3 separate regions of the Homo sapiens genome follow, and all the other regions are linked to region 1. A link is a loop called in an ENCODE intact Hi-C map of the cell type or tissue named here. Cell type or tissue: PC-9. All regions are shown on one strand. Region 1 has its middle 220 kb from the start of IGFBP3. Region 2 has its middle 430 kb from the start of IGFBP3. Region 3 overlaps LOC102723446 (a long non-coding RNA gene).

Region 1 (8,000 bases):
ATGCAGCCATAAAAAGAATGAATTAACAGCATTTGCAGTGACCTGGATGAGATTGGAGACTATTATTCTACATGAAGTAACTCAGGAATGGAAAACCAAACATTGTATGTTCTCACTGATATATGGGAGCTAAGCTATGAGGACACAAAGGCATAAAAATAATACAATGGACTTTGGGAATTTGGGGGGGAAGAGTAGGAGGGGAGTGAGGAATAAAAGACTACAAATATGGTGCAGTGTATACTGCTCACATGATGGGTGCACCAAAATCTCACAAGTCACCACTAAATAACTTACTCATATAACCAAATACCACCTGTACCCCAGTAACTTATGGAAAATTTTTTAAATTATAAATTAAAATTAGAAATCATAAAATTTATCTTTATAAATAAAAATTATATAAATTAAATTAATATAAATTATAACATGATTGTTATAAAGAAATAAATTTTTCTATAAAATAAAATTATTCTAAAATAGTCTATTTAAAAACAAGTAAATAGAAAGAGAAATGGAGATTCAGAGGGAAGAGAAGTGAAGAAGCATTTTTATGTCTATCTACGCATTTGATCCTCCTGGCAAGAGTGCTGTTCCTATTTTAACTATGAAAAAATTCAGTAAAATTCAGCTACTTATCCAATGTCACAGAGAAAATTCCAGTTGATATAAATATTTGGATGTTTATTCTGTACTATTTGGTATACTTTTCTATATCTGGATATCCTTACCAATAAAAGCAATCACTGCTGACTTAAAAAAATAACAGCAGAAAAATCATGGGAGGAATAAAAGATATCAAATCTCCATTTAGCAATACATCCCTATAACTTGCCTGGTACTTGAGAGCTTTCCAGATGCTTGCACCAAAAGGAACTATCAACAGAGTAAACAGACAACCTACAGAATGGAAGAAAACATTTGCAAATTACACATCCAACAAAGATCTAATACCCAGAATCTATAACAAGCTTTAACAAGTCAACACACACACAAAAAAACCTCATTATAAAATGGGCAAAGGACATGAACAGACACTTCTCAAATGAAGACATACACTCAGCCAACAAGCAGATGAAAAAATACTCAACATCATTAATCATTAGAGAAATGCAAATTAAAAACCACAATGAGATATCATCTCACACCAGTCAGAATGGCTACTATTAAAAGTTCAAAAAACAACAGATTCTGGTAAGGTTGCAGAGAATACGGCTCGTTTATACACTGCTGGTGGGAATGTAAAGTAGTTCAGCCACCATGGAAAGCAGTTTGGAGATTTCTCAAGGAACTTAAGACAGAAATACCCTTCAGCCTAGCCATCCCATTTTGCGTATATACCCAAAGAGATATAGATCATTCCACGGCAAAGACATATGCGTGCATATGTTGATCACAGCACTATTTACAATAGCAAAGACATGGAATCAGCCTAGATGCCCATCAGTAGTGGACTGAATAAAGAAAATGAGGTACATATATACCATGGAATACTACACAGCTATAAAATAACAAAATTATGTCCTTTCAGGATAATGGCTGCAAGCCTAAGCAAATTAAGACAGAAACAGAAAACCAAATACCACATATTCTCACTTATAAGTGGGAACTAAACATAGAGCACACATGGACATAAAGAAGGGAACAATAGACACCAAGCATACTTTTCTAGGTGGTGAAAATTTTCTGCATCTTGGCTATGCAATTGTATTCATTTCTCAAAACTCATTAAAATATGCACTTAAAAGTTGGCTTTTTAAAGTATAAATTCCTAAACCTGACCAAAATACATTTGCAATAAACATCTCCCCGTGCCCTGCCCCACAGACATAATATCATGCTGTTATAATAATAGTGTATATACAATTTTTTGAGAACTCTCTTCCCACTGGATATACTTTTTGAATAGCTTTCCCTGTTGCTGCACTATTCTGAGTCTGAGATGCTGCCATCCAGGATGGTCCTAGGCTCCAGCCACTGGAGGGAAAACAGCTAATCCAGTGAGATCCAACACGTGATAAGACCAGCATCCTGAGTGTGCTTTCCGGTGTTGTGAAATTAATTGACGTGTCACCAGTCCCAAATTCACATTTTCTCCGTGAGGCATCTGGGGGATGCAATCGTGTCAGAGAGCTGTGAGGCATCAGAAGTGAGGCTGGCACAGACTCCTCTCAGCAGGCCAGGGGTGCATCGCTCCTCCCCTTTTCTCGGGCACTTCCCAGCGTGAAGCTGCTGACTCCATGCCATGTGTACTTTTAGAAATGAAATGCCCCAGCCCACTTCACTCTTGGCATCTATGGATTGGAGTGAACACTGAAGTTAACAGACATCTGAATAAGAATAGAAAAGAAATCCAAACAGAAAAACCACATTCCCTTCCAGTCTAGTTAAAGCCATAATTTTAAATTAATCACTCACATTCTGTTCAGAGGTTATTTTCTTGGTCTATGACATAGTCACCCAGGATACTCATAACTGGTAATAAAAATTATGAGGGCAATTAAAAATACCAAGACTCCGGTTCCGCACAATGAGCCTTGCCCCTGACCAACCAAATGGCTCATCATCCATCCCGAGGGCAACCACTGGGTGCCTTCTCTGATGGCCTCTTCCAGAAGGCTTCTCCAATTACAATGGTCTGTGACTTGTGATGACACAATCTCCTAAAACCCCAAATCTTCTACAAACTCTTCCAACTCCAGTAACCCCCAAAGCAGGGCAAACTAAATAGATAGTCCATTTCCTTCCCAGGGGATAGAGTCAGAGTCATTAAAAGTGGTCTTTAATGTGAGAAATTGAAAAGGAGTTGGGAAAGTGATAATAACTTCTGCAAGACCAGGAAAGTGTCATTAAAGACATGATGGGAAACCAGTGAGAACCCTGCTCACTTTGGGCCATTATTGATGGGTAATGAAAACATAAAGGAGTTCATAGGGAGTGAGACAAAGCTTTCAGGCTATGAGGAGTGACTTCCAGAGGAAGCAAGGTCCTGAAGGAGATGTACTCAAAAGAAAAGAATAGCATAAAAGGGGCATAGAGGGAGAAGGGGCACTAGAGGTGGGGAGGAGGGGAGAGGGTCACAACTGGGGCAGACCACAAGCATTGGCAAGAAGGGGAGGGGGACAGAAAAGAGCAGCCCAGAACCATGGGTGCCTTTCTTCCCGTTGTGCAATTTTTTTTTTTTTTTTGAGACCGAGTCTCACTCTGTCACCCAAGCTGGAGTGCAGTGGTGCGATCTCGGCTCACTGCAATATCCGCCCCCGGGGTGCAAGTGATTCTCCTGCTTCAGCCTCCCCTCCCGAGTAGCTGGGATTACAGGCGCCTGCCACCGTGCCCCACTAATTTTTATATTTCTTGTAGAGATGGAGTTTCACCATCTTGGCCAGGCTGGTCTTGAACTCCTGACCTTGTGATTCCCCCACCTCGGCCTCCCAAAGTGCAATTTTTGATGCTGAGTAAAACTGAAAGCTGTGCCCCATTGGAAGGCTGTTGTCCCACACACCTTACACTCATAAAGTTTCTCCCCAGTGCAAACTCTGATGCAGAACCTAGATGATTTTTCAACTGGATGCTTTCTCACATTCCTGGCATTCATGAAATTCTCCCCCAGTGTGTGTTCCTTGCTGCACTGTGAAGCAAGAGACACAGGGAGCCTTTGCCAGCATTCCCCAAGTTCACAGACGGTTTCCCAGCATGGAATCTCTGGTGCTGAAGAATTACCCACCTCTGGCAGAAGGCCCTGCATGCTCTTTACATTCATAACATTTCTCTCCCTGTAGACTCTGTGATGCTGAATCAGGACAGAGGAAGACTAAAACTACACCCACACCCTTTACATTTGTAGGGTTTCTCCTTAGTGTGAATGCACACTCATGAACCGAAAAGCATGTTCATATTCCTTACATTCAAAGGGTTTCTCCCCAGTGTGGGTTCTCTGATGCTGAATAAGTGTTCCATTATATCTGAAGGTTTTCCCCAAGTCCCCACATTTCTAGGGCTTCTCTCCATTATGAAGTTTCTGATGTTGCAGAAGGAAGGACTTTCTTTCCTCCTTTCTTTCCTCCTTCCCAATGCCCAGTGAAGGCATTGTCTACATGCTTGATGTGAGCAGGGCTTCTTCCCAGTGTGGATTTTCTGGTGCCATGACTATTTCAACCCATATCTGAAGCCTTTCCCATCTTCTTTCCACTGTAGACCTTCTCATGAGCAGGGATCCTGTGGTGCTTGTGAAGATCTGAATGTCAGTTGAAATATTTGCTACATATATGGAACAACTGCATCCTAGCAATGCTCTGAATTGCAATGAGGTGTGTGCTGACTTCACTTTTTCCCAATTTCTTGGCTATCTCCTCTTTAGATGGTGGAGGGTTATAACCTTGGGCTGTCAAAACCCTAAATTCTCTGCTCTTTAATTTTGTTTTCTTCCCTGTGTCGTACAGCTGCAGCTTCTCTGAACCGTCCCTGAGGTCAGAGTCCTGGGGAACATCAGCAATGCTGCCCTGGACATCTGACACTCAGGATCCTCTGAAATGTTCAGCTTTGGATCTGGTTCCCACTCCTGGTCTTGGTTTTTCCACCTATGCAGCATCTCTCGGAGCCTCTTCATCCATGGGTGCCCAAGGATCAATGCTTTTTTTTTTTTTCTTTTTTTGTCTTTAGTTTTCTAAAGTTCAATTATGATGTGTTTTGTTTTGTAATTATTTAGGCTTATCTTGTTTGGAGAACACTCGGCTTTTTTAAAGTGTTGCTCTACATTCTTTGTCAAATCTGAGACATTTTCAGCCTTTGTTTCTTCAGTTAGTTTCTCAGCCCCACCCTTTTATTGCCCTCCCTCTGGGACTCTGATGGTACAAATGTTAGATCTGTGTTACTGTCTCACAGTTTTCTCACTGTTGTTTGTATTAGGTAATTATATTGCTCCATCTTCAAGTTCACTGATTCTTTCTTTTATATTCATCCTGTTAACAAGCCTATACAGTAAGTTTTAAATTTCAGTCATTGTATTTTTCAGTTCTATCATTTCCTTTCAGTTCTCTTTCACAGTTTCTTTTCTTTGATTCCACTTTCTATTTTTTTTCATTTGTTTCAGGAGTATTTGTAATTGCCTACTGCAATCTTTAGCAAAAAGAGCAAAGCTGAAGCTGAAGGCATCACACTACCAGACTTCAAAATACACTGTTGGGGTTCAGAAAACAGTAGCCCAAAATGAAAGCCTCAGAATCAGCCTCAGAAACAAAAGATTTTCTTTGACTTTTCATGCCTTCCTGTCTCTCAGTCCCATTCTCCCCTGAGGCTTGCCATAGAAACTAGAATTCCCATTCTGTAAGGTGGCTCATAGAAACCAGAATCTCTTTTCCCCAAAGACAGTCATAAAACCTAAAAATAGTACTCTAATTTTTTCTCCACCTTTCTATGTAAAAACTGGCCATGTAAAAAAATAACTTAAAAAGAAAAAAAGTTACCTGATCTACCTTGCTTGACTATAGGTCATAAGACCCCCCCATTCCAGAGAGGGTCCTGCTTTACACCCAGAAGGAAGGAATGCCACTCAGAGAGGCCAAGAGAAATATTGACAGACAGGCCTTGTTGGGTTTCCCCACTCCATCTATTAGCATTAGATCATGTCCTTTTTTGTCCAGTCGTATTTCTTCAAAACTGTTCGTACTTTGTTGAACCTAAGCACAAAAGTGGACAATTTCCCCTGAATCTTTGGGTCTTCATTCTGAAGGTCTCTGTGTACACATGTTAAATAAATGTGTATGCCTTTATTAATCTATATTTTGCAAGTTGATTTTCCAATGAATCTTCTGAGGGCAAAGGGGGAAATCTCCCCTTGGTCCCTGCAATACTGCAAAGCTATCATAGTCAAAACAATACGACACCTGCATAAAAACAGACACATAGACCAATAGAGTAGAATAGAGAGTCCAGAAAGGAATCCACACACCTAGAGCTAACTAATTTTTAACAAAGGTGAGGAAAAAACAGTCTCTTTAATAAATGCTGCTGAAAAAAACTGGATATCCACATGCAAAAGAATGAAACTAGACCCTGTCTTTCACTATTTAAAAAAAATCAACTCTTGTAAATTTGTTTGAGTTCATTGTAGATTCTGGATATTAGCCCTTTGTCAGATGAGTAGGTTGTGAAAATTTTCTCCCATTTTGTAGGTTGCCTGTTCACTCTGATGGTAGTTTCTTTTGCTGTGCAGAAGTTCTTTAGTTTAATTAGATCCCATTTGTCAATTTTGGCTTTTGTTGCCATTGCTTTTGGTGTTTTAGACATGAAGTCCTTGCCCATGCCTATGTCCTGAATGGTAATGCCTAGGTTTTCTTCTAGGGTTTTTATGGTTTTAGGTCTAACGTTTAAGTCTTTAATCCATCTTGAATTGATTTTTGTATAAGGTGTAAGGAAGGGATCAAGTTTCAGCTTTCTACATATGGCTAGCCAGTTTTCCCAGCACTATTTATTAAATAGGGAATCCTTTCCCCATTGCTTGTTTTTCTCAGGTTTGTCAAAGATCAGATAGTTGTAGATATGCGGCGTTATTTCTGAGGGCTCTGTTCTGTTCCATTGATCTATATCTCTGTTTTGGTACCAGTACCATGCTGTTTTGGTTACTGTAGCCTTGTAGTATAGTTTGAAGTCAGGTAGTGTGATGCCTCCAGCTTTGTTCTTTTGGCTTAGGATGGACTTGGCGATGCAGGCTCTTTTTTGGTTTCATATGAACTTTAAGGTAGTTTTTTCCAATACTGTGAAGAAAGGCATTGGTAGCTTGATGGGGATGGCATTGAATCTGTAAATTACCTTGGGCAGTATGGCCATTTTCATGATATTGATTCTTCCTACCCATGAGCATGGAATGTTCTTCCATTTGTTTGTATCCTCTTTTATTTCCTTGAGCAGTGGTTCGTAGTTCTCCTTGAAGAGGTCCTTCACATCCCTTGTATGTTGGATTCCTAGGTATTTTATTCTCTTTGAAGCAATTGTGGATGGGAGTTCACTCATGATTTGGCTCTCTGTTTGTCTGTTGTTTCTGTATAAGAATACTTGTGATTTTTGTACATTGATTTTGCATCCTGAGACTTTGCTGAAGTTGCTTATCAGCTTAAGGAGATTTTGGACTGAGACAATGGGGTTTTCTAGATATACAATCATGTCATCTGCAAACAGGGACAATTTGACTTCCTCTTTTCCTAATTGAATACCCTTTATTTCCTTCTCCTGCCTGATTGCCCTGGCCAGAACTTCCAACACTGTTGAATAGGAGTGGTGAGAGAGGGCATCCCTGTCTTGTGCCAGTTTTCAAAGGGAATGCTTCCAGTTTTTGCCCATTCAGTATAATATTGGCTGTGGGTTTGTCATAGATAGCTCTTATTATTTTGAAATACGTCCCATCAATACCTAATTTATTGAGAGTTTTTAGCATGAAGGGTTGTTGAATTTTGTCAAAGGCCTTTTCTGCATCTATTGAGATAATCATGTGGTTTTTGTCTTTGGCTCTGTTTATATGCTGGATTACATTTATTGATTTGTGTATATTGAACCAGCCTTGCATCCCAGGGATGAAGCCCACTTGATCATGGTGGATAAGCTTTTTGATGTGCTGCTGGATTCGTTTTGCCAGTAATTTATTGAGGATTTTTGCATCAATGTTCATCAAGGATATTGGTCTAAAATTCTCTTTTTTTGTTGTGTCTCTGCCTGGCTTTGGTATCAGAATGATGCTGGCCTCATAAAAAGAGTTACGGAGGATTCCCTCTTTTTCTATTGATTGGAATAGTTTCAGAAGGAATGGTACCAGTTCCTCCTTGTACCTCTGGTAGAATTCGGCTGTGAATCCATCTGGTCCTGGACTCTTTTTGGTTGGTAAGCTATTGATTATTGCCACAATTTCAGATCCTGTTATTGGTCTATTCAGAGATTCAACTTCTTCCTGGTTTAGTCTTGGGAGAGTGTATGTGTCGAGGAATTTATCCATTTCTTCTAGATTTTCTAGT
Region 2 (8,000 bases), 210 kb before region 1:
ATTCAGGCCACAAAAGATTCTTGGGAACAAGTCTGCATATCAACACCTATTGTTAGCTGCTATTTCAACCCAGGTGTGGAAATTTGGGATAGAGAAAACCAATGAATGTACCGAACCTTCTTCCTTGTAAATGTATTGTTAAGCTCAGGACAACTTCACAAAATGCAGAAATTGGCTGATTACCTTATGTCCAAAACCCTTGTGCAAACTTTTCAGCGGAGGCATGATAGTACTTATTCACCCTCACAGCAGATTGGAAATACGTTAGTTCTATTGTGTTGTCATTGTCCTTCTTCACTGAGGATAAGATTAAGTTCAACCATAGTTTTCTGAGAAGGTGACATTTAATGATTTCAAATTTCAGTGAGAATTATCTTTACTGGTGTGAGGAAAGAGCCTTTTCATTATTTCTTTACTCAGATTTGTATCATTCATTCACCCACAAATTCATAACACCCCTGAAGGGCAACCGATGCCCTCCATGAGATGGACAGAGGGCAGTGTACTAGGCTATACATCCGTCACACAATTCAGTTTTGTAGCTAGCATTAATATGTCCACTCTATTGCAATCAATTGCTGCCATTGCAAGAAGATGACGGCCCACTACTGTGCTTTCCCTGTGACAGAATCCAAGCAGTGGAATAATGCCAAGAAACTTACACAAGTCACCTATGTGCTAACAGCAAGTTACCCATTCCCAGCCTCAAATCTCTCTCAGCAGAGCTCAACAGACCTATAATGCGTCCCATAATCACCTGGCCTCCTGATCTCTACAAGACACTCTTTCTGCCTCCAAAATGCTTTTGAATATGCTTACCATCTACAGTTCCCATGCTGCTGCCCTGCCCTGAGCTGCCTCATTCGTAATTTGAAATGTCACACTGTCCTCCCAGGTGGCTTTTCTGATACATATTTATCCCACTGCAATCCCTTCTCCACAGAACTGACTGAGGGATGTTCATAAAACATAAGTCAGGAAAGGATTGTTCATGATGATAGATAATGGAATGAAGGAAAAGTCAAAAATGGACAAATCCCATTGGTGGTGTATGTGTGCATGTGTGTAGGCTGATCACTAACAGGGCAACGTCGTCACCCATCAAACCATCCCAGTGACCACGCAAATCTGCTAGGGGTCCTGCCAGGTGCACCTTCGTGGATGCAGGAGGCCCACTCCCTGGAAACAGCTATGCTCAGAGGCAGTCGCAGCGCCTGCCCTGGAAGCCACCCGCTTGCCCCTTTCTTGTGTTTTCTGGCATTGCCTTCCCTGCAGTGGCCTCTGTAAGTTATCTGTGCTGGAGGCTATCACAAAAATGAAATTTACCCCATTGCTGTGGGATAATACACCGAGCCACCCTAGAGCGCTTACATCTGCAATTGGAAGCCAGTGCCGGAGCTCTGCCTCTACCCCTCCCATGATCACCCTTCCCCACCACCCAAGAATGAGCCTGCCTCTTGCTTTTCGCAGCCCCCTGGTGAACAGCATGGGCAAGTCTCCCTGGGTTACGGCAAAAGGAGCATGAGGAACACTGTCCTGGCTTCCCCAACACATCCCCAAGTGGTCTCCAGGACAGGGCCATGGACCTGCTTCTCTCCTTCCTCACCGTGCAACTGGGCCTATGCTGTTGCCACTCTCTCAGAAGGCTGGGGATGTGTCTCTCCCTTTGGGGCATGGGGCCCAAGACCCTGTCTCGACATTTGACACTCTCTTTAGTGTGGATACCTGGAGCCGCGCCTTGCCACCAGCAGCCTTCCTGGGAAGGCTTAGCCCCATTCCAGCCACAGAGTGAGTACCTGTCCCACCACACACAGCACCACAGTGAGCCTCGTGCTAGACATCGTTCCTTCAGCATGTTTGCCTTCTCTTCAGGTTTGCTCTTCCTCTCTTTTCCACTTATCTGAAGGAAATGGCTTTCCTTCTGTTCCCAGTGTGTCCCCTGCCCCCATGAACACTAATGCTCAGTGTCCAGTGTATCTTCAAGCCAACCCCTACTGCCTCCCTTTGGTCCATTCTCCATTGTCCAATGACAATGCTTGGGACACTTGGAGCCTTTGGCTTGAAGGAGTCAATTGTTCTTGGGTGACAGTCTTTCACCTCCACTCCATTCTGCTTCCTGGAGCCGGATTTATCGTTCTAGAAAACAATTTTATTATGCCACATGGACCCCAAAACACAAACAAAATTCTACTCAGGATGATTTTTTTTTCTTTTAACAGGAGTTTTATTTACATAATTTGATCACAAGACAGATGTTTGAAATTGCTGTTACTCAGAACAATTCCAAGTAAGTGGTCACGTTGCCCTTGGCTTACAGAAGAAAGCCATGACCTGATGAGTGGAGGGATGAGGGTGCCAGAAAAAGTGTGGTGAAGGCCACAGAGAGGTCAAAGGACTTGTAAGAATTCCCAAGTGCCCACCCCTGAGGTGGCTGCCACCTCTCCCTCCCCTAAGCACCCAGCCAGTGCCTTTCCTGCAGTCCATCCAGTTGCATGTCCAACATGGTACCTCTGAACCCTTTCCTGTGACTCATGTTTCTATAAAAACTACTTGGGACCCTTTTTATATACACCCCAAGGTTTCCTGACTCAAGCCGTGATTAGGGCACATCATCCATCAAAATGTTCCTCCTCCTTCCTTCTCATGTCTGCATAGCCCAGTTACGCCCACCATTCAAGACCCAACTGAGTTAGTGTGGGTTTCTGAAAACTTCTGTGTTCCTCAGCCAAGAGTCTTCTCCTCTTTCACTGTAAAAGATTTGTTTCCTGCCAGGCGCAGTGGCTCACACCTGTAACCCCAGCACTTTGGGAGGCTGAGGTGGGTGGATCACCTGAGGTCAGGAGTTGGAGACCAGCCTGGCCAACATGATGAAACACAGTATCTACTAAAAATACAAAAAATTAGCCGGGCATGCAGGTGGGCTCCTGTAATCTCAGCTACTCAGGAGGCTGAGGCAGGAGAATTGCCTGAACCTGGGAGGCGGAGGTTGCAGTGAGCCAAGATTGCGCCATTGCACACCAGCCTAGGCAACAGAGCGAGACTCCATTAAAAAAAAAAAAAAAAAAAAAAGATTTGTTTCTATAATTCTCACCCATATTTATTCCTTTACATCTATGGGGCAGATAAGATAACTGACTGGTTGATTGACCTCCCCTGGAAGACTGGGAGCTTGCCCTATTTCTTTACCCACAGTACCTCAAACAGAACTCATGGAATGGATCCATACATATTTTGGGATGTATGAATTGAAAAATAAACATCTAGTCACCTTGATTAGGCCCTAAATTCCTCTAGGACTTGAAAAGATTGTGGATTTTTTATTCTTTTCTTATAATATCTACTCAAAAACATTGGGCAATATGATGTTGTCCATTGATTAAGTCATTAGTTTATTTCCTATAATCAATTACACTGCAAAATATTATAAACTAGTAGTTGTAGTCTCAAAAGGTAGCACAGTGTTTTTTTTTCTTCACACTATTTTTGAGAACCGGAGCTCTGTGACTTGTGCAATTAAAATGCATGTTATTATGGACCAGCAAACCCAAGTCTTGAGGACCAATTGGTAAATCCATGGGGATTTGCACTCCTGCATGGCCTGTCTTTGGGAGGTATTTCCCTTCATAACACGTGCCACTAGGTGCCAGTGTTGTTCTACCAAAGTGACCCTCCAAAAGTACAGGTGGTCCCCAACTTTACATGCTTAGCATTCTTGAAAATGATGACTTTACACAGAAGGTAGAAGAGCAAGTCTAGTAGGGAAATGAACTGTGTAACTTATGTTTGTACAGGTTTGACATCACCACATTAAAGAAATGAACAAAAAGATTGACTAAAGGGAAGTACAGGTGCTTATTAGGTAGCATTAAATCAGTTTAGAGACAAAGAATGAAAAATGATCTCTGCTGAGATACTCTTGAATTTGCAAACCAGGCATGCTCAGTTGTTGCTCATTGAGCAAATGCAAAATGATCTAAAATTAGTATTCAATTTATGATACTATTGCACAAGAAACATTTCCTCTCCCTCCCCTTTCTCTTTCTCTCTCTCTTTCTCTTACTCTATCTCCATATATACATACATATATATATATAGCTCTCCAGTAAAGCTTTCCACATATGGAAACTTAGAATGCAAGTAACTTGTTTCAACATGCCTTGTACCTGTACCTGAATAATTATGTTAAAATAGTTTGTCTAATTATCATCAATTAGAAGGAAGCTAATGCCAGATTTGCTTGTGTTTCTAATAAATTCTTTGGCTGTGTTTTATCCCTGTGCTGTGGTATATACAGAATACCAAGTGATTATTACTGGTGATCAGTTTGCCATAGACAATACTAGTTGCAGGAAGTATATAATTCATGATCAGTGTAGTCAAGCCTTCCAGAAAGAAAAAATGGATAAATGGTGTTTGACATAAGGAGAAACTAATGCAGACAACCAAAGTTATCGTGTGTGTGTGTGTGTGTGTGTGTGTGTGTGTGTGTGTGTGTGTGTAAGAGACAGAGAGAGAATAATGTGGGGGCAGGGGAGAATTCATCATGGCTGCAGTGTTTTTTTAATATAGCAGCACAAAAATACATGTATCTGTGGGATAATAAAATGAACAGGTGAATGTTATGGGTCAAAATTTTCATCATTGGAAACAGTTCTAAGAGAAGAAGAAAAAAGCACTTTGCTTTTTGATTCCATGTTCATTTCAAGACAAATCCTATATTACCTAGCGAAGCGGCAGAGTTTAATTTCCCATGCTACCTGAGATTTAAGGCATCTCGGCAGAACAACAGCAACAACAAATAACAACAACAAAATCTTTAAATCCCTAAATAATGCAGCAATAGCAAGCAGAACCATTTGCATGGTACATCTTTCTCCTTCATTTTACAGTAAGCACATTATTAGGCAGCTGCAAAACTATGAAGAAACATTTTTCAAACAGCCTGATGAAAGAGACACGTTCCTGAATTTGAAAGCTTCATCTATTCAGGAAAATCTTCATGTATATATCTTTAAATATCATCTCTACCAATTGCTTTTATTATCTTCTCCAGAATCTAATAAAATAATAAACTTTCTCATTGTATTTTTCATTCATCTTCATTATTTAAACAATATTTCGTATCTTTGTCTATATTCCAGAATTTTAAATCAAAAATATGTCAATATTTCAGTAACTTATTGATATATTGCTCATAAATAAAATCAGCACTATTGGCAATGACTAATTTTGTGGGTAACAACATCAGAAGGTTAAAAAAAATGCTGGACAAGAACAGCATGGGAGGAGGAAGTGATGAGAAGAAACACTTGTAAGTTTTCTGTGCTGCTCTGTAAGCACACAGAGAGAGTGATCCCGGACAGCTATTCTATTATGTCTGAATGCACCAGTTTGTTTAGCCATTCATTTGTCGAGGGACATATGGGCTGTTTCCAGTTTTGGGTGGAGTCCTTTTTGCAACTGTCCTCGGCAGCCCCCCAGTCTCTGTGCTGAAAAGGGGAGTGTCTCTGTCTCTTTAAGACAAAGCCATCACTGGTCACACTGCTTGTGTCAAGCCCCTCTGGCTGTTGATCTTGTGTTTTGCACAGAACAGGGGAGTCTCTGGCCTGCAGGGATGGGGAAGAGACTTCCTGGGCCAGGTCCCTCTTCTGTCAAGGTACCTCTTGCTGGTTTTCCCCGAGAGTGTCAGTGTCTCCTGCTGGCAAAAGACAGTCTTGGAGCCAGTAGAGGAGAGTGGGTGCCCTGGCTGCTTGCTATTGTCAAGAGTCCATTTTGATCCCCCTTGCTGGAGGTGCCAGAGATCTCAGGTCAGCCCAGGGAAATATGTTCCTACTTGAACTGTCAAATGTTGCTGGTTTGGGGGTGGGGAAATGCTGAGTCTAGGTGGCCTTTTTATGTTGGGTTGAGGAGCTGAGATGCCCTGCTGCTCTGCTGTTCCTCCAGTTCTGGGGTCCTGGATAAGTCATGAGTTCTCCTTCCTCTTACTGCTCTCCAGGCTTCTCCCATGGCTGTCTGCTGCATTATTTCTATAGTTGGGTTTAGCAGGAAGGAGCAGAGAGAAAAAGGTCTCCATGATCTCAATAGGCCAGTAGCAGCTGCTAACAAATTGTTAAATAAATAGAAATATCACTCTACAAAACATGTTGGAGGTAGCAGAAAACCTCAATGGACAGATAACAATTATATTAATTGAAACAACATTGAAGATATTCACAGAAAACAACAAAAGTGGCATTTATTAAGTGAGTTGTATCAAGCATTTGAGGAACATAAAATTTTAATCTTATGCATGACTTCCCGGAGAATAAAAATAAGGAGTACTCCCAAAGTAATCTTAAGACTATAGGATAAATATGATATGAATCACCAATTTAGGTATGTAGAAAAGAAAAACTACAGATCAAAATTATTTATGGGCATAAATGAAAGTATCCTAATAGAATTTTAGAACACTTCAGCCAATAGTATGTTAAAAAGATAAGATCCAAGTTAGCTTCTCCTCCCAGGAATGCAATGCTGATTCCAGTTTAGATAATCTAATTCTGTAGTTAATTGCTTTAAAGATTAAAGAGACAAAGCACATGATTCGTGCAGTTTATGTAAAAGCAGCTTTTGATATAGAAATGTTAAGAACCAGTGTAATAAGAGGTTACACGGGGTAAAAAGGTGTTAACATGAGAAAGCTGCTGCCTTTCAAAGGAGGTGCCAAACCACATGTAAACTTTTCAAAGAAGAGAGCCAAAGATAATTATGTGACTTTTTCATCCCTTCACCCAAAAAAAGATTAAAATGGGGGTACAAAGTGCAGCCTTCCACATGTCTAGACACAGAGGAAAATGGAATAATAATTTCTTCCACATGACAGACATTGGTAATAATTAAGAAACTGGGGCCCGGCGGGGTGGCTCACGCCAGTAATCCCAGCACTTTGGGAGGCCGAGGTGGGCGGATCATGAGATCAGGAGATCGACACCATCCTGGCTAACAGGGTGAAACCCTATCTCTACTAAAAATACAAAAACAAAAAAATTAGCCAGGTGTGGTGGCGGGTGCCTGCAGTCCCAGCTACTCGGGAGGCTGAGGCAGGAGAATGGCGTGAACCTGGGAGGCGAAGCTTGCAGTGAGCCCAGAGCCCGCCGCTGCACTCCAGCCTGGGCAACAGAGCGAGACTCCGTCAAAAAAAAAGAAAAAAGAAATTGGAATTAAGATCTCATATTGATACTATTTCATAAATATAAGCTGAAGTAAAAAACTTCTACAAAAGAAAATGTTGGTACAAATATAGAGCAAGGAGCATTTCAACACTATGTGTGTATTTCTGCAAACTGAAGAGAAATTTGGAAATATTGAGTATATTAAAAAATGTATCTGTGATGCAATCCAACAATTCCATTTCTCTCCTCTAGGAAGAGAGTGTACCTACTCTAGGAAGAAACATGAGCATAAGGAGATGTGCGCAGGGAGAGTCACGGCAACTTTACAAGTCACGGTGGCGGCCAGACAGGTTCTCATGATGCTGCCACCAGAGAAGGCTCAAGCAGGTTGCTAGGTCTTCATCCCGGTGTAAGCAGTGAAAATGACTGCCTTAGAAATGCAGGTATCCATATGAAAAGATATTTAAATATAAGAAAAAAATATAAAAAGTAGAGGAAGAACCATACAATCAAAGAATATGTTGGCCTGGGAGTAGTGATAATAAGAGTAGAAAAAACAAAAGTCATAAAAGTATATATATAATGTTACTATTCTACAAATGTAAAAATATACAAAGATGGTAACATATTTTTACAGTTTCATATATATGCATGTGTGTATGTGTGTGCATATACCTCAACTTTACCACTGGTAAGGTGGACTGGAAACCCTGGGACCTGCAGCCACAGCTGGACTCCCTCAAACCCCTCAACACCATAATGTCTTATGTAAGATGTTACAAGACGTAATTCAAGGTCATGGTGACCTCTAGAAAGAAGAGAGGGGACTCAACCTTGGAAGGCTAT
Region 3 (8,000 bases), 170 kb after region 1:
GTGTTATATGCATAGACTGAGAAGAAACAAAGCTCAACTCCTGAGTTTTATGGTTGACACTCAGATCATTTTTGCGTATCTGCTTCTCAAATCCGTCAGCGGCCATCAGGTATTTGTGTCCCGGCTTCTCACCAGGATCACCTGCAGAGCTTGCCAGCGACCATGGCTAGGCCCCAGGCCAGGAGCTCCCACATTGTTCAGGGGATTCTAAAGTGCACCCCAAACCCCAGCAGCCCACTCTGGCTCCCCCATCCTTCCTGGGCACATTCCCTTCCAAGCACACAGGCCTCATTTCTATACTTAAACCTGCTGAATTCATTCCTGCCTCAGGGCTTCTGCACACCCTCTCTTTCCCCTCTTCAGGCCCGTCCTTTGCCCCTTCCATTGCTGACACCTTCCCATTATCTGGGTCTTAAATCAAGTGTCTTTCTTCCCTCTCATTCGTTATCACTTTCCCTTCACAGAATTTATCATGACCTAAAACCATCTTGGTTATTCTGGTTTGCATTCATTTCATTTTAATATATTGTAACTACTTCAAAACTTAAGTGAAAATATGCATACTTAATAGGGTCAGTTTTCTTTTGGGGGTGATAAAAATGTTCTGCAGTTAGATAGAGACCATGCTGGCACAACACTGAGAATGTAAAAGCCGCTGAATTGTACGCCTCAAAACGGTTAAAATGGTGAATTTTATGATATGTGAATTTTACCTCAATTTTAAAAAATACTTCTTTCATGACTCTTACACAAGCATATTTCAAATTTCTTTTTTTAATTGGCATATAATAATTATACATATGTATGGGCTACAGAGTGAAGCTTCCACACATATAATGTATAGTGGTCAGATTTGGGTAATTAGCTTATCAATCATCTCAGATATTTTGAGTTCGAGTCAAATTCTTTCAGGCATGTCTCTGATTAGGAGGTTCTTTTATTTCCCTGAAATTCAAAACTGGACATATCTATTCAAGAAAATTATAGAAATTATTATATTGCTACTTATCTTTATGAATTGGAATTTTTTGGAACCACATGAGGAAGATCAAGATAGGAAAATATTGAAACAACTGAAAGTATCCAGGTTGACCAAAATGTCCTTTACATTTTTGTTGACTGGCTTAATTACAAATAAATAAGCATCGTCAATGAGAAATTATAAAGAAATTTACAAAATGCTGTCTTTAATATAGAAATTTTATATATTTGGACTTCATATAAGATCTTGTTTGAGAAAGAATACTTTTGCTGCTAAGGAAGTTTGAATATTTTTGAGCTAAATCAACTTGAAGGCCCTAACATCCTGCAAACCTGACACAAGTTACTGGACCACGTGCAGGTCATCCCCCAGAGGCTGCTCCCGGGGCTCCTGGAGGAGACTTAAATGTTGCCCGGCACCACCTTCAACACAGCAGCGTATGTGTTCTCCACACCTGAGAAGTATTTCTCCTTAACTCACTGAGTCAGAGTTCATAGGCTTCCCTCAGGAGGGGTAAGACCCACCCCACTCCACCCTATCTGGCAAGAATCCTTTGTGTTTACAGCACAGTAGGAATGCAGGCATGGAGGCAACCTCTGAGCTGACTGCAAGCAAAGTCCCAGGGAGATGATGTGGGTTGGCAAGGAAGGAAGAGGCATGAGGAAGCCATCAGGGTGGAAAGGAGCAGCCACCGTGTCCCTTCAAAGAAAACTCCCAGCACTGGTCCTGGAAGGGACTTTAGCGGCGTCTTACCCACTACTGCCCTACTATAGACTGAAAATAATGAGACTCCGGGGAGAGAAGGGTTTGCCCAGAGCCCCACTCTCTTCAGTACAGGATTGTCCTAGTGGATAAAAAAAATTGCAGAATCCCTCTCCTGAGTCATTCACAATATGTTCTTGCCTTTTGCTAGTGCTTTGTCTTCTAGAACTTTCCAGACAGCACCCCACCCCTTCCTTCAGAAGCAAGGTTCCATGTTGTCTCAGTTGTGCCTGTTTCCTTTTCCAGAATTTCATTGCAATTTCCCCCATTTCTGTAACGTTTGCTCAGACTCTGTGTTGTTTAGTCAGTTGTTAGGAATCTCTTAGACTCCTGTTGTCAGTGAGGAGCCAAGCAGACACACTTGTAGACGCAACACACAGAGCAGACCCAAGTTTCTGCCACTAGGGCTGGACCACACAGGCACCTTCCCTTCCAGGCTGCAGGGTCCCCCATTGGCAGTGGCCTCGTCTCCAGGACTTTCCTGCTCTAGAACTCAGAGAAGAAGCTGCCACACCAATACTAGCATGTGACAAATAGCAGCAGACAGGCTGAGCAATTAAACAGACCCCAAATGCTTGTCAGTGGGGCTGGGCCTCACCGAGGACCAGGTAGACTATCCAGAGCATGGCCTTGCCCACCACTCAATTGACAGCTGCAGCTGAAGCCACGTGGAGGATGTCTGCCCTGTGTGGCTGAGGGAGAGTCTGAGGGTCCCCTCTCCTGCCAGGCTCCCCTGCATCAGGATACAGATGTCCAGGGGCACATGTAGACAGCCATCAGACCACCTCACGAGGGGCCTTGGGGATGTGCCCGAGGTGAGCACCTGAGTTAACTGTGTTAGCCCACTGCCAGGTGTTGGCTGTGTAAGCTGGGTTACCTGGCTTAGCTATATTACTTGAGTTAACTCACTACCCTGTGTTACCTGTATTAGCCCATGACTCTGTCACCTGTGTTACCTGCATTAGCTCACCGCCCTGTTACCTGAGTTACCTGCGTTAGCTCACTGTCCTTGATGGTGCCTCTCAAAGCACCTGTGGTAAAGGGATCCAGGTGTGTGTTTTAATATCCATTCCATTGAAAACTGTTCCTCTTGTAAAATAAGTATGGTCCTAGAAAAATGAAATGAAGACAAAACACAAATCCCATTTTTTGTTAGATTCAACAGATATGAAATTACTCTGCCTAATTGCTGTAAAGTTCACATTGATTTACTCTCAATTTCTGTTCTTCCCTGTTGCGAGCCAGTGAGACACCCAGCCCTGGTCAGCCGGCCACATCCAGGAGCCTGGTGTGGCCCTCAACCAGTCCTCACCACAAACCTAGGATGCTGGCCCTGCTCCTGTCCTACAGATGGGAAAACTCAAGCCCAAGATTGTAGAGTCTCAGCCCAGGCCTTTGCCCTGCCAAACACCTGGGCACACCTGTGAGCCTAGCTCCTTCCTGACCTCCAGCATGATCAGGGACAGCAGGGACAAAGATCAGAGACGAAGATGACCCAACATGTGTTCTCCCTTGAGGAGGACCACAGATGCCTGAGATCAATGGGTGGACAACCCATGACTGCATCATGGTGTGACAGAGAAACGGTTGGCAGGCCACATGCAACCACAGAGCAGGGAAGAAGAGAATCCTCCCTGCCAGTACAGGGAGAGCCCCTTTCAGCCCCTGGCTCATGCCCCAACCTGGAGACTCAGTTTCACCTGCTCAGCCCTCTCCACACCTGACCTCGAGTTCCACAAACAGAGATGATGATTTATGTGTTTTCACTTCCATCCCCCTTCCCACCTAGCAAGGCATCTGCTCATAAGCAATATCCACAAGAAGTTATTTAAAGGAAATAATCAGCAGAAGAGAAAGTTGGGATGCAGTGGCCTCTTCAAGTCCCCTGCACACCCCCACCCATGCATCCTGTCACAATGACTGTAGTGTGTGAATTCCTATTACTCCCTTTACAGAGGAAGAAAAGAGGTACTCTTGCCCAATATTTTCTTGGGCCTCTGGGCCATCCAGGGCCACAGCCATAGTCCAGGGGTTGAGTTTTGTCTATGCAGCCTCCCCTACTGACCATGAACTCCTCAGGGGCAGGAACATGCTCATCCCTGTCCCATAACTCCAGGCAAGTGGCCCACCAAGGGGCCAAGCACAAGACATCTGCCCTGATATCGGTTGTTCCAGAAACACTAGCGCCTTCTGGGGCCCCATTCTTGCTGCCAAGACTTAAGTAGTCACAAAAACCTACTGTCCCCTATCCTGCTGGTTGAAAGAAAGTATTTAGGGCAACTCAGAGACACTAAGGAAGGAAATGCTTTTCAAACTTTGCAGACTGTAACATGCAAAGGGTTTGAATGTCTCATAGTGAAGTTTTTGTTTTAAGGAACCTGAATATAAAATTAGGAATGAGCTGGAATGCTGTCTTGGACTCCTCGGAGCCTGGAATTTCTCCGACCTTCCCCATAATTGGAGCTGCCCCGTGAGTCTGAACACGCACCCTGTGTGGACGTGAGTTCACTCAGTGAAAAGCTCCCGCTTGCTTAACTCTCACAGCTCACCTTTAAGTGTTTGCGTGGGTGACTTCTTCTGTTGCCCAGACAACCACACTGTCACCGGGCATTTAGCTGTTGACACGTTAGGCATGTTTCACTGCATAGTGAATCAGCATTCTCTGTCTCTGGAATGAAACGAGGAAATTAAACATCAGAAACTTCTAAAGTGGCAGGAGGGCTGAAGTAAGAAATGCACAAGAGGTGACTCATCCTACTTTGATTCTGTGCCTTGGCCACAGACACAAGTTAACCCTGTAATGCCCACTTGGGAACAGTGGCTCCCGGCTCTTAGGCATGCCCAGCCCCTGGCTGCAGCAGGCTCTGACAAGGCTCTGGTGAGAGATGGCAAATACAGTGCCTTTGGGGCCAGCAGACAGCATCATTGCATGGAGAGGTGAGAAGTGAAAAATGCCAGCTCACCCTAAATGCACTCAAATCCCTGTCTTTTCCTCAGTACAGGTCAAAAGAATGATCCAGATTCAGCTCAACTGTGATCCCTGAGATATTCTTTCATGAAATAATTCTTGTAGCCAACACCCTATTGGGACAACCCTTGCTGATTCTGAAAGGTTGTCTATGTCCCTTATTTACTTCCAGCTTCATAATGTCATAGAGATTCTAAGGTGGGGATTCCCATTCATCCCTTTACAAGGGAAGAAAGGAGACACTCTTGACCAAGATCTTTAGACAGACAGCAGAACCGTATAGTTGACTCTGAGATTAAAAACCCAGTGCTCTTTACTCAATAAAATGCTGCCTCTCTAGTGAAATAAGTTAATGCACCTTTATAAATCACCTTATTTTGTGGTTACTCCTTATTTTGAGCCTTATTTCCAGTGGGTTCTCTGGCTGCTCTACCATGTAGTCTTGTTGAACTCCTCATCTGGAAGGGCCACATCTATCATGTGGGGTAAATGAGATCATTTCAGACCTTGGAGTCATAGACCATGAAGAACCTTGGAGGTAAATGGAGAAGAGTAAAGGGCACCATCATTGCTGCCCAGCCCCATCCACCGCACCCGGCACCCACCACCCTGCACTAAGTCCGAGGACAGCAAAGAGGCCAAGTGCTCCTCTCCAAGGGTGTCCCATGTCTTTCTGGGCACCAGATAGTGGGGCCTGTGGTTAATTCCCAGAATGCTGAAAATGTAGGGTTGTATGAAGATAAAAGAAAATAATATGTGTCTAGTATTATGTAAACTGCAAAGAGTAACATCCAAGGAGGGCGTTACCCCATGAGAAATCAACAGACTTGCTACAGCCCATACACAGTATCTGAGGGCGGCTTTGCTGAGGGGCTGGGGTCCTGGGGAGCTGCACCACTTCCAACACCCAAAGCCACCAAAAATTTCCCTCCACTTTGAGCTTTATCTTCCTGTGTTCCCATAGCGTTATGAAGAGAATCCAGAGATGACACCAGCCTTGCTGAGTGCACCTGGTGATGTTTGCTTTAAGGCCAGGGGGTCTTTAGAGAGACCATGACTCATGCTGGGGAGTGGAGCTGAGAGAACAGGGGGTCCCCATCCTCAAGGAGCCCCACACAATGGCAGCTGCAGACATGGAAAGAGAAAGTTATGAGGAAAACAAAGTAAGTTCTACAATAAAGCTCAGAGCCACTTGTCCTTTAACCAGACTGGCTGAGCTGATCCCAACAGGCTGGTGAAGAAAGGAGAGCCCCACCTGCTAAGAAGATTCTGGACACCAAGACCACGGTAGTATTTGAGGATGACCCCTGGGATGCACACAGGGACATGGGTTGCACCTAGAGGGGACGTCAAGGATTCCTCAGGCCCTGGGAGTGTCCAGGAGATGGATGAAGCCCTCCCAAGGTTGGCAGAGCAAGGGCTCCCACCCAGAGCCCTTTCCCGGGTGGATGGAGGAGCCCCTATCACCTCCATGTGTCTGTAGCATGCAGCTCTTCACTTCCCCACCCAGGACCTTTGATTCCCATCTGATTAATAAGGTTAAATTAGCTGGTTCTCTAAGGGGACTCCTGAAACCCCATCCTGCTGGGAAATCCAGATGTAGAACCCAGGGCACTGCATGGGCAGCACCAGTGCCTATCTCCACCTCCCAGCCCTGGTGAGGATGGCAGGGGAGGTGCTGGAACATCCTCCTGGGGCCATCGAGCCTGTCATGCTGAGGCTGGGCACTGCCCTGCTGAACATTCCCAGTGCCCTCAGTGCCAAGTTCTTGGGGGCCCTGGTGGATGCTCCACTCCACACTGATGGGCCTCGAGGAGAGGGAAGCATCCTGCAGAAGGGACACGTGGAGTCTCCCGGAGCTGCCCTGAGACCAACCTCAGGACCCAGCCTCTGGGCTGACCCAGCTGAGTGTCCAATCTCACTTCACACAGCCTCTAAAACCACAAGCTCCTGCCATCTCCCTCACCTGCCCAAAGAGGCTTCAGCTTTCTTTCTTCCTGGACCTCATCCAAACCCTCCCTCTGGGCATCATCCTCAAAGTCTTGGTGCCTCGGTGCTTTGAAGGGAAGTGCAAATGTCATTGGCAGCCCCCAGCCCTCTCGGGAGCCCAGTGGTGCCGCCCGTGCAGCTTGCTGGCCCTGGAAGCTGAGTGCTTGGAGCTGCTATGTGGACACTCCTGTAGGGAAGAGGGTGCCCCATTCATTTGGGATGAGTCTTCACATCAATTTTGTTGTGCCCAGCCTTCACCCCACCTGAGGGGTGCCTGAGGACAAGGACACTGCTACATTTTGAGTGTGTCCCCCAAAAGTTCATGTGATAGGAGGTGGAACCTAACAGAAGGTGTTTGGGTCTTGAGAACTCACCCTCATGAATGGGTTAATGCCATTCTCACAAGACTGGGTCAGTTCTCACGGGAATTGACTCACCCTCACAAGAGCAGTTTGTGACAGGTTGAGGAAGCCTCTCATGGCTGGCCTTTTGCACATACTTGCTTCCCCTGCTGCTTCTCTGCCATGTTAGGGTGCAGCACAAGGTCCTCATGAGAAGCCAGCCCCATGCTTCCTGGACTTCACAGCCTCCAGAACCATGAGCCAAATCAACCTCTTTTCTTAAGTGTTAGAGCTCTTTTAGAATTTGTCTAGCAGGCTTTTCAGGTTTTGCTGGAAAGCAATCCCCCAACCAAAAAAAAAAAAAACCCTCTTTTCTTTATAAATTACGTAGTCTCAGGCATTCTGTTATAGCAACACTAAATGGACTAAGACAGACACCCTTGAGCAGAGATAGGGGCTCCTGCCATCCACTAGCTCTACCATGTCTGCAAAAACATTACTACATTTCCTCATCTTTAAAAAGTAGATACAACCCCACTCGAATGATGACTTCGAGAATTAGGATGCGTGATGCTGATGCCGGGTGAGCATTCAGTCTGTGGTGCTGCCTCATCTACCCCTGGAGGGATCAATATCACACATAAGCTCAGCCACCTGCCTCAGGGCACATTTTAAAAGCTGTCAGTGTGTTAAACGCACCCGTTTCATCGTTGTTGTCTCAGCCTTTGAGCACTGTGCTCCATGTGCCTCATGCACCTCCAAGGAGCCCAGCCATATCCTTCCCCGTCAGCCCCCCATGGTCTGTGTGTACCCACAGATCATGCTGTTCCCTTCCCCATGCACTCAACATCACTTGGCTCTTTAGGGACAGTTTTCATCCCCTCTTCACTCCTGCTGTCATTCCCAGAACCAGGCGCCAGTGGGCACAGAGGAGGTGCTGGAAGCCCATGGAAATCTG

What was found. Peaks named below come from ENCODE experiments on the same cell type or tissue, not always from the same donor. Only the 100,000 strongest peaks of a DNase experiment are listed, where the experiment ranks them.
Region 2: it touches region 1 in a loop (5-fold over the local background); 6 of 110 quality-filtered maps call a loop at or near these places.
Region 3: it touches region 1 in a loop (12-fold over the local background); 9 of 110 quality-filtered maps call a loop at or near these places.

The regions. Positions count from the first base shown.
Region 1 is chr7:46,141,199-46,149,198 of GRCh38, reverse strand. It overlaps the pseudogene ZNF619P1. Among named protein-coding and RNA genes, the nearest start is that of IGFBP3, 220 kb to the right of the region's middle. In PC-9, no CTCF peak of the experiment used is centred here; a DNase peak (open chromatin) is centred at 3,618; H3K27ac peaks cover 3,393 bases.
Region 2 is chr7:46,348,196-46,356,195 of GRCh38, reverse strand. No RefSeq gene overlaps it. Among named protein-coding and RNA genes, the nearest start is that of IGFBP3, 430 kb to the right of the region's middle. RefSeq lists a silencer at 3,511-3,805. In PC-9, CTCF peaks have their summits at 3,450 and 3,651 (motif pointing right); a DNase peak (open chromatin) is centred at 3,735; H3K27ac peaks cover 452 bases.
Region 3 is chr7:45,974,762-45,982,761 of GRCh38, reverse strand. It overlaps LOC102723446 (a long non-coding RNA gene), which reads right to left. Exons shown (of 4, transcript NR_187744.1): 2 at 4,294-4,412; 3 at 2,735-2,853. It also overlaps the pseudogene RNU7-76P. Among named protein-coding and RNA genes, the nearest start is that of IGFBP3, 57 kb to the right of the region's middle. RefSeq lists an enhancer at 3,936-5,135. In PC-9, no CTCF peak of the experiment used is centred here; DNase peaks (open chromatin) are centred at 1,511, 3,681, 4,451 and 7,271; H3K4me3 peaks cover 1,111 bases; H3K27ac peaks cover 3,624 bases.